Linked DNA regions of Homo sapiens: regions 1, 2 and 4 are each linked to region 3. The links are chromatin contacts, found by Hi-C or POLR2A ChIA-PET in ENCODE. All regions are on one chromosome and are shown on one strand. The core of a region is the stretch at or near the end of the contact, and the rest is flanking DNA. Distances in the headings are between cores, read along the strand shown.

Region 1 (3,332 bases), core at 763-3,262, 2.5 Mb before region 3:
CAATCCCATGGATAACCTGAGGGAACGACCATACTTCCAAATGGCTCTCTGACATCTACCTTACCCCCGAATGCAATACAAAATACAAAACCAAACTTGTTACCTTTCCTCCATTCATTCCCGCCGTTATCTTTAGTCTTCACCCAAATCCATCCCTATTAACTGGCAATACAAGCCTGACACCTAGGACCATCCTGATCCCTCCTGCTCTCTCACCAAATTCTAATGCTTCTAACGTCAAATACACTTCTGGAGCTGAGACCCACTTCTATATTCCTAATGCCCGTTGCCCATCACTTTTTATTCTGAACTATCACACGAGTCTCCCAACTAGCCTCCCCAAGTCTAGCCTTGTAATTACTAAGTTATTCATTCATATACAGACATGTAAACTATTAAAATTTATAGAAAACTCTTCAACAGTTGTCCCTATTTAGAAGGGCCTAATCCAAAGAAAACTCAGAAATTATGCAAAGGTCATTCATGCAACATTCATTATCAAACACAAACCATGAAGAACCCTCTACTTGGCACCAAGAATGCAAAGATAAATAAGGCAGCTCCCCTCAGGGAGCTGACAATCCCTGTCAACTACGATAGTGTTAAGTGCTTCAACAGAGCTTTGCTAAGGGTGCAAAGGTAACAAAACCCACGGGAAGATTCCTCAAGATGTAACCTAATACCTAGTCTCTTCTCCAGAAAAGATTACACTTGTAAACCATTCATGGACATAACACATTCCTAAAGGAAATTTCCTTTAATTTCTCACATTATTGCATTACCCACCCCTCCTCCATCATCTCAAGTGAAGACAATATTTTTCTTCTATCCTATTTGAACTGAGTGGCTATATTTGCAATTTCTCTTGCTATTTCCTTAAAGTAGTGACCTCAAATTTCACATCTGGACTCACTAATTACATTCCTAGGTACATAAAAGATTACTGACTATAGTCATTAATCGTAGGTCTATGTATACAATTAAACACATTTAAAAGCACACGCCGTGGAACCCAAAGCCGAGTCAAACTTCCCCAAAACTCATCATTTACTCTTGGCACTTTAAGATATACTTTAAAACTAGGTAGGCATTTGGTATATTATTGTTCAAGGCTTGCCGTTTTTGCCTAGAAAACTGAAATTTGGAGAAAAAGTTGATTTTGGAGCAGTAAAAACGCCAGTCGAATGACCTCAAAATAGTAAGAGCAAATGGAAATATGGTCATATAAACAGCTGTTCTCCAAACGACTGACTTGAAGAGGTCCTCATGTTTTACTAAACAAACTCTGAAAGTAACAGCAAAGTAAAAGTAGAGTGTATTAACATTCGTCTCATTTCACGTTCTGTTGATAATGAAATCATAGGCAAGGAATGTAGGTAAACTATTAGGAATAAATGAACGCAACCTAGCAGAAACCAAATCAAGTGAGTAAACGGAAGACAAGGGCATTAAGTTAAGTTAACAAGGTTACTTCCTGGGTCAGAATTTTAAACAAAAAGGAGGAACAGAACCGCCCATCACAGGGCACATAAAGGAAACATCACCGGTCACTTCACAAGCACACTGCAAGAAACTCCAGAGGGTAGCACGGAGAGGGCCTGTCCCTCAAGAGGTGGAAGTCCCCAGACAAGAGGGGAGGAAAGAAGGACGTGATCCCCTAACAGTCTGTCTCATCACGCCCGGCCAAAGCCCGATGACACAGAGGCGTGCAATTAATCCCAACCAGGCGGAGCTCAGCTCAGAGGCTGCGCCAGGCGCAGAGGCGCGGGAAGCGCGGCAGTCCCCTTGCTCGCGCCCTGAGGCCGCCCCACAGCCTGCGCCCCCACCCGGCCCAACCGTCACTGTCCCGTCGGTCCGGCAGCCGAAACGTAGGCCAAAGGTGCATGCGTCTGCCTCCCGCCTAGGCGCAGGCCGAGGCACCAGCGTCCCCCCTCACCGAGCCCGCGTCCCCGACTTCGGAGGGCAGTGTGCAGCGGGAAAGTCCACGGACTGAAGAGGTGTCCCAGGGCACTGCAAGTGCGCGTGCGCGTGGCCCCCGCACCGGCTGGAGCCCGGAACGGCCGTACCGCGCCCGCCTCTGGTTTACGTCTGTTCGCGGCACCAGGCAAGGGGAGGAGACTGAGCTGGCTTTTGATTGGACAGCGGGAAGACATGGGGCGGGAAGAAGCCCGGTGATTGGTGGGGACAGCGCGTTCCTGGATTTGAAGCGAGGAAGCCGCGCGCCCTGCGAGTCCGGAGGAGGAAATGGAGCTCTGCGCTGCGTGGGACCCGGGGGACGGCTCCCGTTGGCGCCGCCTTCAAGGTCTTGGCGAATTTGAAAATAATGCTTACTTTATTCAGTTTGGGTCTCCAGGGCACCGCCAGTCACTCTATGCGCAAAGAAGTATCCCCCGCCAACAAATCCCCCCCGATAGGTTTCGTCCTTCCGTGGGCAGATGCAGACCTTTCCTGTTGGTAGGCGCTGAAAGGCGTCAGGTTTCACCTTCAATCAGCTAATTCCTCGGGATCCAAGTTTCATGACATTTCGCCACATCTAGTCGCCTCTTTGTGACAGAGTAGGCTTTGTCTCGATTGCTTCCTACTTTTCTCCATCCTTCTTAGGCCACAAAACCCATCACCGCCATCTGCTCGGCACAGGCCCTTAACTACTTCACTGAGACCATGCCTTTCACTCAAAATGTATCTCAGTCTTTTTCAGTAAGGTCCCTTATCTCAAAATTTATTCCATATAGTCACAGAGGGAAAAGAGTCCCTCTTTTCCAAAGCTAACTCCTTAACTTCGTTCAAGTTACTGAAAGATGTCCGGCGCACCTTGGAGGAAAGAAGAGGGAAAACGCAAAGTTTAGAAGTCCCTAGACCTGAGGTTACTTGGTGGGGAAAGACGTCTGTTTACTTGACCACTTTCTACCTCCTGCAAACATGGCTCACCTGTCATTCTTGGATATCCTCTCCACTGGTTTCCTTCTCTCTGCCTACAAAAATGCAGCACCTCTCTACCCAAACACACACACCACACACCCATACACCACACACACCACTCACACCACAAACCACACACACCCACATATGCACCACACACACGTGTGTGACACGTATACACACATCCATACACAACACACACCCACATACACATCACCCACACACCACACACACCCTCCACACACAAACACCACTCAAACCACACACCCACACACACCCCTTCCTTGATTCTGTTTCATCACCTAATGACCATTCTTGTTTCCTTCCCTTAATGGTCTCCACTTTTTTTTCCATAGAGGAAGCCAGGCTTCCACTTTTTACACCTTATTTTGACGCATTTCATGGTGTCTAGC
Region 2 (3,573 bases), core at 400-2,899, 3.0 Mb after region 3:
GCATGTGGACCTTAATGAAACTAATCTAATAAACACTAGAAAGAAGGTGTGCAAATGGGCCAGCATTTGCCGTCTATCCACCTGTGTCACCCAGGTAATAAAGGTCATCCTGGTTGTAAACCCCTGTGACAGCGTGCCGGGTTCGCCCCCACGCCGGACCCCCGACTCCGATCCACAGATCCTCTCCGTGAGGGGTTCCTCTGGGCTTAGAACGCCCCCGCGCGCGCGTGCAGGCACACACGCGCACACACTCACACGCTTGCTCGCACACCGCCAGTGCCTCTCCTTCCCACCTGGGACCCCCGGGCAGCCGGGCTGGATGAACAAGTTGCAGCTGGCCGCGGCGCTCCGCTAGGGGGACGAGGGTGGGGAGGGGGAGCCCAGCGGGGCGCAGGGCCGTGGCCAGGGCCTGGGGACCTGCCCGCTTCCCTCCGCGGCCGCCAAGCCCTACCGCTGGGACCGGCGAGGAACTCCCCCCAGCCTCTCCGCAGACGCTGCACGACCGCGGGGACCTCCCGGGGTCGCCAGCCGCGCCGGGCAGGGGGCGACAGGGAGGGCAGGGCACCGGGAGATCGCCGCCGCCGGAGCGGCCGCCAGTTCCCGGCGATCGCTGCGGGCGCAGCCGAACACCAGCGGCCTGGGCCCGGCCGCTGCTCGGGGTCGGCGGGGACCGCGCAGCGCCTACGCCAGGCGGCCCGGCGGCTGCAACTGGGAACTTCAAGCAAAGTTTTCTGCTGTTCCTTTTGCAGCCGGCCAGGGACTCAAGAGTGCAAGCCGCCCAACCTTGAGCACTAGCCCAGGCCGCGGAAGGACGGCGGCCGAGCTGGCAGTCCCGGCTGGGGAGCTCGCCCTCGGGGTCCGTCCGCTCCGCCCGCCCGAGGACTGGGTGCCTGCCAGCCCCACGGCCCCTCGCCCAGCGCCCGGCTCACAGGCAGAAGCGGTGTCCGGCCCGCCGCGCCCCCCGCCCGGCCCCGACGCCAGCCTTAGGGCTCTACCACCAGGGAGCTGTCGGCGTCCCGGGCGTCCCGCGCCGGCCCGCGCGCCTCGGGGGCGGCAGAGGCGGTCCCGCTTACCTGAGAACGTCTCGCCCGCCGCAGTTAGCAAAAGTCCGGCCAAAGTCGCCAGGCAAGTCCCAAGTCCCCTCATGGTGCTGAGTGCGGGCCGGGCCGCTCCCCGGCGGCGGTGGGTGGGCGCGCGAGGGCGGAGGGGGCCGGGAGCTTTGGTTCCGAGGCAGCGAGGAGAGACGGGTAAACAGCAGAGCGCTAAGCCAAGCCCCCAAAGTGCCAACAGTTGCAGAAGTCCGAACTCCAGCGGCTCCAGGGGCGCGGGCACAGGGTCCTGGGTCCTCCTCCCCTGTCCCTGGCCCCACTCGGCGTCTGGCGCCGCTGGCAGAGGGAGCGGAGGGCGAGCCCGCGGAGCCAAAATCTTCCCTCGGTTCCGGTTGCTGAGCTCGCCGCCTCTCCCCTTCCCCTGCCCGGGACCCGGGACCCGAGCTGCCGGCCGTGGCCGTGGCGGTGGCCGTGGCCGTGGCCGCGCGCGTTCCGCCCGCCGCCTCTCCACAGGCAGCCCCAAGCCCAGCCCCGGGCGGCGGCGCGCCGATGACCGAGCCCGCGCCGGCTGCGCGCGGGGCTCTTGCTCCCCGACTGACTGGCGGTGCCCCGCAGGCCGGCTGAAGGGAGCGCTCACGTCACGGCCGCCCGGCGCCGCCGCGGCCCGCTAGAGGGCGTGAGCGCCCGTGCCCCGCCGGCCCGCGCCCGAGCGCCTCCGGGAGCTCGGCTGGGGGCGGCCCCGCGGCCACAGCCACTACCGCCGCCGAAGCGGGCGTCAGCCGCGCGGGGAGGAGCGGCCACCGGGCTCCCCCCGCCCACCTCCTCGCCCCGGCCGCGTCTTCTATTTTGGTAGCTGGCTCTGGGGAGGGTGACTGTGGAAGAGGCTGCGCCGCCGCCAGAAGTTTGTCCCGGGTCACGAGCCGCGAGTAGTTTGTGAGCGCGGCCGGGCGGGACCAGCGGCCTGCGACCCCGCGGGCGCGGCCAGGCGGCTTCGAGCCTGGCGCCGGACGGCGATGTCACCGCACAGGGCCAGCTGCACCCGGAGTCGCCGGGCCTGCGCTGCTCGGCGGCTGCGGGAAAAGCGAGCCAGGAGATCGCTGAGGCTCCGGAGGGCTGCGAGCTTCTCTACGCCGCGGGCGGAGCGAAGTTGGCGGGCGCCGGGAGATGGCGCGGGAGCCGGGAGCGCCGAGCCCCGCGATCGCCAGCCCGCTCCCGGCCGGGCCCGCCGGGTACACGCCGCTGGCCCCGAGCACTGGCGCCCGGGAAGCAGGGCGCGCTTCTGCTGTTCTGCGTCCTCATCATGCCTCGGTGTCCCGTGTGGGCCCGAAGCGAGCCGCAGGCAGTACACGGAAGGCGGTGGTCACACCAAAACCAGGGTTTGGACATAACCCGTGGTTTCTGTATCTGGTGCAAAGTGCTGAGAAACAGGGGAGAAAGAGAAGTGGGGGGTGAATCAAGTAATGTCTTGAAATATTTTAGTTTTACGATTTTGGGTCTGAGTGAATTAAAAAAACCTTACAATGCTTCAGCAAAAAATAATTTTTTTATTTTAATTGTAAATTTTTTTGTAAGTGATCCTTCTATCTTCCAGGGAATAAGCACATTGAGCCAGCACCAACCAGACAGCTGTAAGCTCCTGGCCTAGCTAACTGAACGCAATAGAAGGCTTGGGAAGAGGTTAAATTAGGAACCAAAGTAACTGAGTGACAGGGTTCTAGCAATGATTCTGGCTAGAAGGCAAACCGGTGATACAGAGGCACCCAGGAGCTCTCCTGCACTTTTTCCGCAAGAGGGGTCCTCTGCTTAGTGCTCACTGCTTTCTAGTGCTTATAAACACGTAAAAAAATAAATGGATTCCACACTCATCTTGACCCTGTTCTCCACTGTACACCAGAACCAAGAAAGATACAGCTGTCATCCTCCCAAGGCAAATTTGGGGACTAGAAGACTTGCCTTTAGTGTGGCAACCAACACTCCTCTTACTTCAGGAAGTCCACTTACTAGATACTTACCAGACCTGCTCTTTAGAAGTCTCTATATTAATCATTTGCTTGTTAATATGAGCTTACATTGTCCTGCCACTTCTCCCAACTATGTGCTTATGGAACCTTATCTTTAATTGTGAAATGAACATTGAAATCTCAGAAAGGAAGCAATGTCTTCAAGATCAGCAAGTGAGGATGGTCAAATCTGCAACCTGGGCTTTCCATTTTGATGTACTTGTGTTCTATACTGCAGTTCAAATTTGCTTTAAAAAAAATTAGTAATAGGCTTTCCAATGGAGTTTTTCTGCTAGTGGGAGGACAGAGGTGGAAGCTAGGGAGACAAAAGTTGATCTAATCACTTTGCTTCAGAGTAACTTCTTTAAATTAGGTGAAGTTAATATTAGGGTAGGATTTCATTTGCAAAGTATTTTATTCTTTCAGCAAATATCTACTGAGTCAATACCATATGTCAGGCACTGTGCTAAGTACTGGAGGTTGTCTTAGGCTGGGCTCCCTCAGAAACAGACCTGGAGGTTAGG
Region 3 (3,154 bases), core at 227-2,726:
TCCCACTAGAAAGCAGAATGTTGTGGGAACCTCCTGCACCAGGAGAGCCCCAGCACCTTACACGCTGACTGCCTCGAGTCATGTGATAGAGCTTGAGTTTTTCCACTGTTTGAAAACTGGCTCTGCGATCTTTCACCTGTGCAGTTGGGGGCAAGTCGTTATGAGGCTTCCCTGAGTCTCATTTCCTCTTACGAAAAATTAGAATCTCTATTTGGAAAGTTATTGTGAAGATCTCAGCTTATGAAATTATGTATGTGAAGCACCCACCACAGAGCACAATGCTGACTTTTTCTTTTCTTTTTTTTTTTTTTTTTTGAGACGGAGTCTCGCTCTGTGGCCCAGGCTGGAGTGCAGTGGCGCGATCTCGGCTCACTGCAAGCTCTGCCTTCCGGGTTCAGGCCATTCTCCTGCCTCAGGCTCCCGAGTAGCTGGGACTACAGGCGCCCGCCACCACGCCCGGCTAATTTTTTGTATTTTTAGTAGAGACGGTTTTCACCGTGTTAGCCAGGATGGTCTGGATCTTCTGACCTTGTGATCCGCCCGCCTCGGCCTCCCAAAGTGCTGGGATTGCAGACGTGAGCCACCGCGCCCGGCCCACAATGCTGACTTTCTATTAACTGTAACTGCCAGATAAAAATGCACTGGAGTAATGAAACGGGGGGAAGAGGCTGCCAAAAGGATGAATTAAGGATTATCAGTTCAGTCCCACAAACATTTGCAGGGTGCCTACTACGTACTGTACCAGAGGTGGCAGGACATACACATCAAAGGACGAACGAAGCACAGTCCCTGCCCACAGGGACAGTAAAATGCCAGATGACAAAGGTTCACCGAGGAGTTTTTGGGGTAAACCTATGGTCCCCTCCACACAGGGGGCTCTTCTAGGGCGGTGGTTCTCAACAGAGCGATGTTGTTCCCCAGATGACATTTTGGGTTGCCACAAATGGGGAAGAGATGCGACCGGCACCCAGCAGGTAGAGGCCAAGGATGCTGCTAACGAGCCTCCGATGCACAGACAGCCCCCACCACAATCTTCAGGAGCAGAGCGCCCAAGTAGAGAAGCCCTCGCCCCGCAGCACTGCGCCGAGTCCCCGCCCACACCGGCTCTGGGGAGCGGACTTCCGGCGGGGTGGACCCACGGCGCTTCCCGAGGCGCCGCAGAGCTGACCCCGACCCCGGGAGTGTGACCCAGAGGACACCGAGCCCCGGCAGCCCTGCGGGCACCAGCGCGCCGAGGCCCCTCAGCCCTGAGCCCTCCCTCCCGCCCCCCCCGGGTGCTAAGGCCGCGCCAGTGAGAGACGGACCCGGCGTCTACACACAGGCCCCCGGAAGGTTCTCACTCACTATTTCTCTGCTTTGGCGAGGTGTTCCAGCCCCTCGTTTATCTTCTGAGCCGCCATCTCCACAGTCAGGTCTCTGACGTGGAGAGAGGGTGACCCTGCCTCTTCCTCCGGCGCCAAGAATCCGCCCAAATAGGCGTGGGAACGCCGAGGAGGAAGCTGGTGCAGCGCGACAGTCGAGCGGCTACGGAGGGCCGGAGGGCCCAAGCCGCTGCGACGAAGCGGGGCTGGGAGCCTGCCGGTGCGCCCCGCAAAGAGACATTGCGCAGGCGCAGCGCGTCAAGGCTGGCCCCACCTAGGGCATCTAGCGCAGGCGCGGTGAGATACTGATGGGGCGTATTCTTTCATTCAATATTTGCAAAGCACCTAATATGTGTCAGGCACTATTTTAGATGCGGGAAGATCAGCAGACAAAAACTCCCGCCCTCTTGAAGTCTTGCTTTTTCATTAATGTGAAACTGCTGTGGATCCTGTTTGTAGGGTTAATTGGCTTTATAATTTATTACATCTGAAGTTTCTCTGTATGACAGATAGAATAGTATTCTTCTATCCATTCTGCCTTTTGGGTATTAATTGTATGTCAGTCAAGAAACGAAACAGACTTGTAAACCCTGATTACTGTCAAATAATCCGCGCCCAACCCAAATAATCGCTCTAATATTTCAAGCCGTGATAAGTGCTCTAAATGGGAAGTTGAGGGATCTAAAGTCGCGTACAGTGGTCTGGTAAAAATAGTAACCAGTAATACAGTTGGCTTCATTCATAATTCATGGTGATTTCAATATCCACATGGATGATTCCTGCAATGACTATACAGCCTCTCAGCTTCCAACCTCCTGTGATCTTTCCCACACTAGCGCAGCCACACATTCCTGGGATCACACCCTTGACCTTACTCATAACTGTGTACCCTCCGTAGTGTCAGTTTCAAACAGCTCACTTTACTTCCCCTTTCCATTCCAGCTCATACCTCCTAGTGCTAGTAATTACTTAACCTTCACCAGATTCCTCACCTTTCCCTATCCCTCTGCTCTTACACGTCCTTCTTTTCCCAGCATAAATTCATGTCCCATCATTTTAGTGCGTATACTCTCAACGGCCTTGGCTCCCTCTCCCTCCTTTCTCCAAGCCAGGAAAAACCCCAGCTCTCCACCTACTCTGGAACTGCTCTTGAGCAAGTGAATTTGACTGGAAAAAAACAAACGAGGATGCTAACATTACTCATTTTAATGATCATAAACATTAAGCCGACCTTTGGTGCTGCTGAGCAACTCTCCTATGTTTCCATGGTCAAATCACTCACCCACTCACTTGGAGGGCTGTTCACACCTTCCTTCTCAAAACTCCTACACAATCTCTGCTTGCCTGCCAACTCTCACTTATTGTTGAATATGAAATAACTATTCGAAGAGTTCTTCCCTTTGGCCTCACCACACAATCGATCGATCTTCCTGCATCTATTTGCCAATCAATATTTTGCATTTTTTCTAGTGCCAACAGGTGAACTGGCCTTGGATTTTTTTCTCTATCCTCACTTTCTTATTTAGTACCCACACACAAGACCCCTCTTCATTTGGTTGTCTAGCCTGGGCTTCCTTTATAGGAAGGCAGCAGAATTTCAAGAGAGTGAAAGTGGAAACTTCAGGCTTCGTAAGGCCTGGACTCCCACTGCACATTACTTCTGCCACATTTTATTGATGAAAACATGTCATAAGGCAAGTTCAGATTCAAGAGGTAGGAAAATAGAGGAGTGTAAAATACTTTGGCCATGACTTCCAATTCACCACAACTCTGGGATGACTGATTAAATATAA
Region 4 (3,481 bases), core at 573-3,072, 2.4 Mb before region 3:
TGAGAACTTCTGATCTTGACTTCAAAAGGGGCAAAAGTCTACATTTGGGGTCCTTTAGAAACAGCAAGCTAGGAACTAGTTGGGTTGGGAGTCACATATGTCGGAGAGACCAAGTCATATCTTGTCAGCAGGATATCTCGAAGCAAGTTAACCTCTGTTTTCTTTTTACCCCCGGGCTTCAGTGCAGCCCTGTATAGGTATTCTTCTGGAGCAATCATTCTCAAACTCTGGGGGGGCACAGGCATCCCCAGGAGAGCTTGCTTAAGTAGTCTCCTGGGGCCCCAACACCAGAGATTCTGATTCAGTAGTTTGGGGTGAGGCCTTCAAATTTGCATTTCAAAGAAGCTCACACTGGATGCAAATGATGCTGGTGTGAGAACCACTGTTCTAGATTCTTCGCTGCACTCAGCAAACTAAGATAGGCAAATACAGCTCCCGGAACCAGAGAGGCTGACAAATGAATTCCAAAGAGATGCTGAATACTTGGCGATAAGAACTGCTGCTTTGAGATAAAGATGCTCCTCCTTTGTAGAACACAGTATTTTTTGGTTGGAAAGCAATCTGATGAGCAGACTAATGCGAACATTCACAGGATATTCTGGGAGATACCATGCCTTTAATCAAAATAATCAGATTCAATGACAGAATTTCAGAACCAAGGACCATTAGACATTGTGGGGTCTTTCGGGGGAAGCTTTCCTGTATCTCTAAATCATACTATGTAAGTAGAAAGCTTGCTGACTGCTTTTTTGTTAATACGATTTCTTCTAGCTTCCGTAGCCAACTTTTTTTTTTTTTTTTCTGGCTAGGGTTTTCATTATTTTATGTGATTAAGGACACTTTTCTGCCCCAAGTATTGTAATCCTCTCGGCCGGCTCTGTCCAAAAGAACTGTCTTCGATGATAGAAACGTTCTACATATGTACTTTGCCACATAGCAGCCACTAGCCATACATGGTTATGGCACACCTGAAATGTGGCTGGTGCCACTGAGGAATTAAGTTAATATTTAAAATTTAAATCCCAATACTGGACAGCACGGCTAAACCTTTCCTAACCCTTCACGTTTCTTATGAAGATTATATAGCAGGATATTACAAGCACTAAAAAAGAACTATCTTAAATCTGAAGCAAGATGATTTCCCTAACTAGTACGTTTGTTTGGTAAAAGAGGACGTGCTATTTTTTACAGTTAAATCTAATTCGTAAGTTGTAGAACGTTTTCTTAACAAGGTATCCCTCTCCCAAATTCCGGGAGAGGCTGGCTGCCTTTCCTTTTGCTCCAGCGGTTTATTTGGCATAAAATCTGCAGGCTTACAGGAGCTGACACCAGGGCAGAAAAGAATGAGGAATTTGTTTCCAAGTTGGTCACAGGCCGCTAATCTGACCTAGATGATGTTTAAAATAATATTCAAATACAGCACTTTAAAAAACTATGAAGGCTGAGAAGAAAACGAGAAATGGGAAGCAAGAAGGAAGGCGGAGCGTGCCGGCGACTTCTCAGGGGACTTCCTCAGGGAGTCCCATTCCAGTAACCCCGCGCTACCCACGGACCACCGCCTCTCTCTTGTCGGAAGACGCAAGCCCAAGGGGCGGCTCACCTCGTGCCGCGCGCAGGGACCACGGCCGCCGGGTGGTCCCCTGGCCCCGCCCCCTCCCACCTGGGCACCCCGAGCCCCGCCCCCCGAGCGCCCCGCCCCGCCCCGCCGCCGACTTCGCGCCGCGCTCGGGCGCCGAGTCTGCGCGCTGACGTCCGACGCTCCAGGTACTTTCCCCACGGCCGACAGGGCTTGGCGTGGGGGCGGGGCGCGGCGCGCAGCGCGCATGCGCCGCAGCGCCAGCGCTCTCCCCGGATCGTGCGGGGCCTGAGCCTCTCCGCCGGCGCAGGCTCTGCTCGCGCCAGCTCGCTCCCGCAGCCATGCCCACCACCATCGAGCGGGAGTTCGAAGAGTTGGATACTCAGCGTCGCTGGCAGCCGCTGTACTTGGTGAGTCGCGGACCCACGCGGCAGTCGCCGACCTCCTCCGAGACCCGGACTCGTGCCCTGTCCGCAGGGTCCCTCCCGCCTCCCCCGCCTCTCGCCTCTAGCCTCTCGCTCGGGGCGGAAGTGGCGGCGCGGTCCGCGTCAGGGGCGCGCCTGCGCTGACCGCTCTCTTGCTCCTTTTGGTTTAAAAAAAAAAAAAAAAAAAGCATACTTGAGCTGAGCAGCTCATGGTTAGCGCAAGCGCAGTTAGTTCTGGAGGGCGGTGCCACAGCGGCTTCTTGGGGAGCGCGTGGATGCGCCACCAGCGTTGCGCGGCCCGGGTCTGGGGGTCCTTGGGAAAGCCGTGGGGGCGCTCGGGCGCGCGCCCCCGGGCCGCAGCTTCGCCGTAGCTCCCACGCCGCTGTGCTTGGTTCTTGCTCGCGGACAGCTCTTTCTCTGGCCGGGTGTTTTGTGGCCGGGTGGGCAGCTGGCGTCCCCGGGAGCGGTGAGGGCGGGGGCGGGCGAGCCGGGCCGCGGCGTCCGGGTCCAGCTGGCGCCCGCGCAGGACCTGTGGGAGCAGGCCGCTCTGGGCGCCGGGCCGGCCGCCGCAGCCCTCTGCGAGGCGAAGCTCGCTCTCCTGGCGGAGCCGCGGTGGTTGGGGGTGGCTCGTGGCCTCTGGCGAGGGCAGCGCTCTCGGGACCCTCCGTCTTCATTTTCCCCCGTGGCCCAGCAGCGCCCAGCGTGGGTTCGGCCCCCATAGAACCTTCCCGGAACGAAAGAGGCTTTGCTTGTGTTCGTCCAGTGATAGCGTGTCATTCTCTTTATAGTTTTCCTTACTGAGGTATACTTTCCCTACAGTGAAACGCAGCTTTCATGTGTGCTCCCAGACGGGTGTCACAAATGAATCCCCTCTTGCAAGCCCCCTCAAATCAAAATAGCCTTTCCTTGCCCTGAGAAAGTGCCCTCATCCCCTCCCCGGGGGCACGGTGTTCCGATGCCTATCGCCCTAATCGTGCCTGTTCAGCTCACATAGATGCAATATGTAGTATAAACACCTGTGATTCGCTTTTTTTATGTCAACTAGACTACCTTTTAATTCAAACAAAACTTTATCTCTTTTAAAATGATGTAACTGCTTTCCCCTTCGTTTAATCCTTGTCGTATTATTCCCAAGATTGAATTTGGTGACGGTTAAGTTAATGCTGCTTCTGATGTTTGGTTCTCTCTGTGTAAAGTAAAAGACGGGCTTTCCTGTAAATGGATGATCCTGGGTTTTTCCCCTTTCCATTTAATTAGATGGCAGTGAAAAATGTGTTCAGAAAGTAACGTTTTCTTCTTGAACACATTAGTGGGAAGTATAAATATTCTGATTCCCATGATACAGAGTATGTTAGAATAGGGATCTAAGTTTTAAAGAATGCTGGTAAGGACTCTTCCAATTATAGACAATCTGAAACGCAAATTCTGGTAGGAATCTTCATGTGAGAGAGCCTGCCAGCTGCATCTTCTCCAGTTACAT

What was found. A loop is a pair of places that touch in the nucleus more often than their neighbours do. ChIA-PET counts read pairs that join two places held with the same protein, here RNA polymerase II (POLR2A). Pooled maps may share reads with other maps.
Region 1: a loop to region 3 is called in a map of CD8-positive, alpha-beta T cell, with 30 times the contacts of the local background. The contact joins the promoter of CEP192 here to the promoter of NAPG in region 3. A Hi-C loop is called at or near these places in 2 of 168 maps with a recorded cell type or tissue (CD8-positive, alpha-beta T cell and naive thymus-derived CD4-positive, alpha-beta T cell) and 8 of 50 pooled maps.
Region 2: a loop to region 3 is called in a map of ascending aorta, with 16 times the contacts of the local background. The contact joins the promoter of PTPRM here to the promoter of NAPG in region 3. A Hi-C loop is called at or near these places in 1 of 168 maps with a recorded cell type or tissue (ascending aorta) and 4 of 50 pooled maps. POLR2A ChIA-PET finds 5 or more read pairs at or near these places in 1 of 52 experiments (WTC11).
Region 4: a loop to region 3 is called in a pooled map, with 15 times the contacts of the local background. The contact joins the promoter of PTPN2 here to the promoter of NAPG in region 3. A Hi-C loop is called at or near these places in 1 of 37 single-sample maps with no recorded cell type and 6 of 50 pooled maps. POLR2A ChIA-PET finds 5 or more read pairs at or near these places in 1 of 52 experiments (endothelial cell of umbilical vein).

Annotation. Positions count from the first base shown.
Region 1 is chr18:12,990,042-12,993,373 of GRCh38, reverse strand. It overlaps CEP192 (centrosomal protein 192), which reads right to left and starts at 2,012. Exons shown (of 45, transcript NM_032142.4): 1 at 1,937-2,012. RefSeq lists a silencer at 1,751-1,830 and enhancers at 2,311-2,690, 3,081-3,332.
Region 2 is chr18:7,565,392-7,568,964 of GRCh38, reverse strand. It overlaps PTPRM (protein tyrosine phosphatase receptor type M), which reads right to left and starts at 1,649. Exons shown (of 33, transcript NM_001105244.2): 1 at 1,074-1,649. The coding sequence starts at 1,146. RefSeq lists a silencer at 1,599-1,968.
Region 3 is chr18:10,524,349-10,527,502 of GRCh38, reverse strand. It overlaps NAPG (NSF attachment protein gamma), which reads right to left and starts at 1,476. Exons shown (of 12, transcript NM_003826.3): 1 at 1,345-1,476. The coding sequence starts at 1,400. RefSeq lists a silencer at 1,084-1,333.
Region 4 is chr18:12,882,578-12,886,058 of GRCh38, reverse strand. It overlaps PTPN2 (protein tyrosine phosphatase non-receptor type 2), which reads left to right and starts at 1,822. Exons shown (of 9, transcript NM_002828.4): 1 at 1,822-1,986. The coding sequence starts at 1,918. RefSeq lists silencers at 201-250, 1,610-1,899, 2,280-2,619.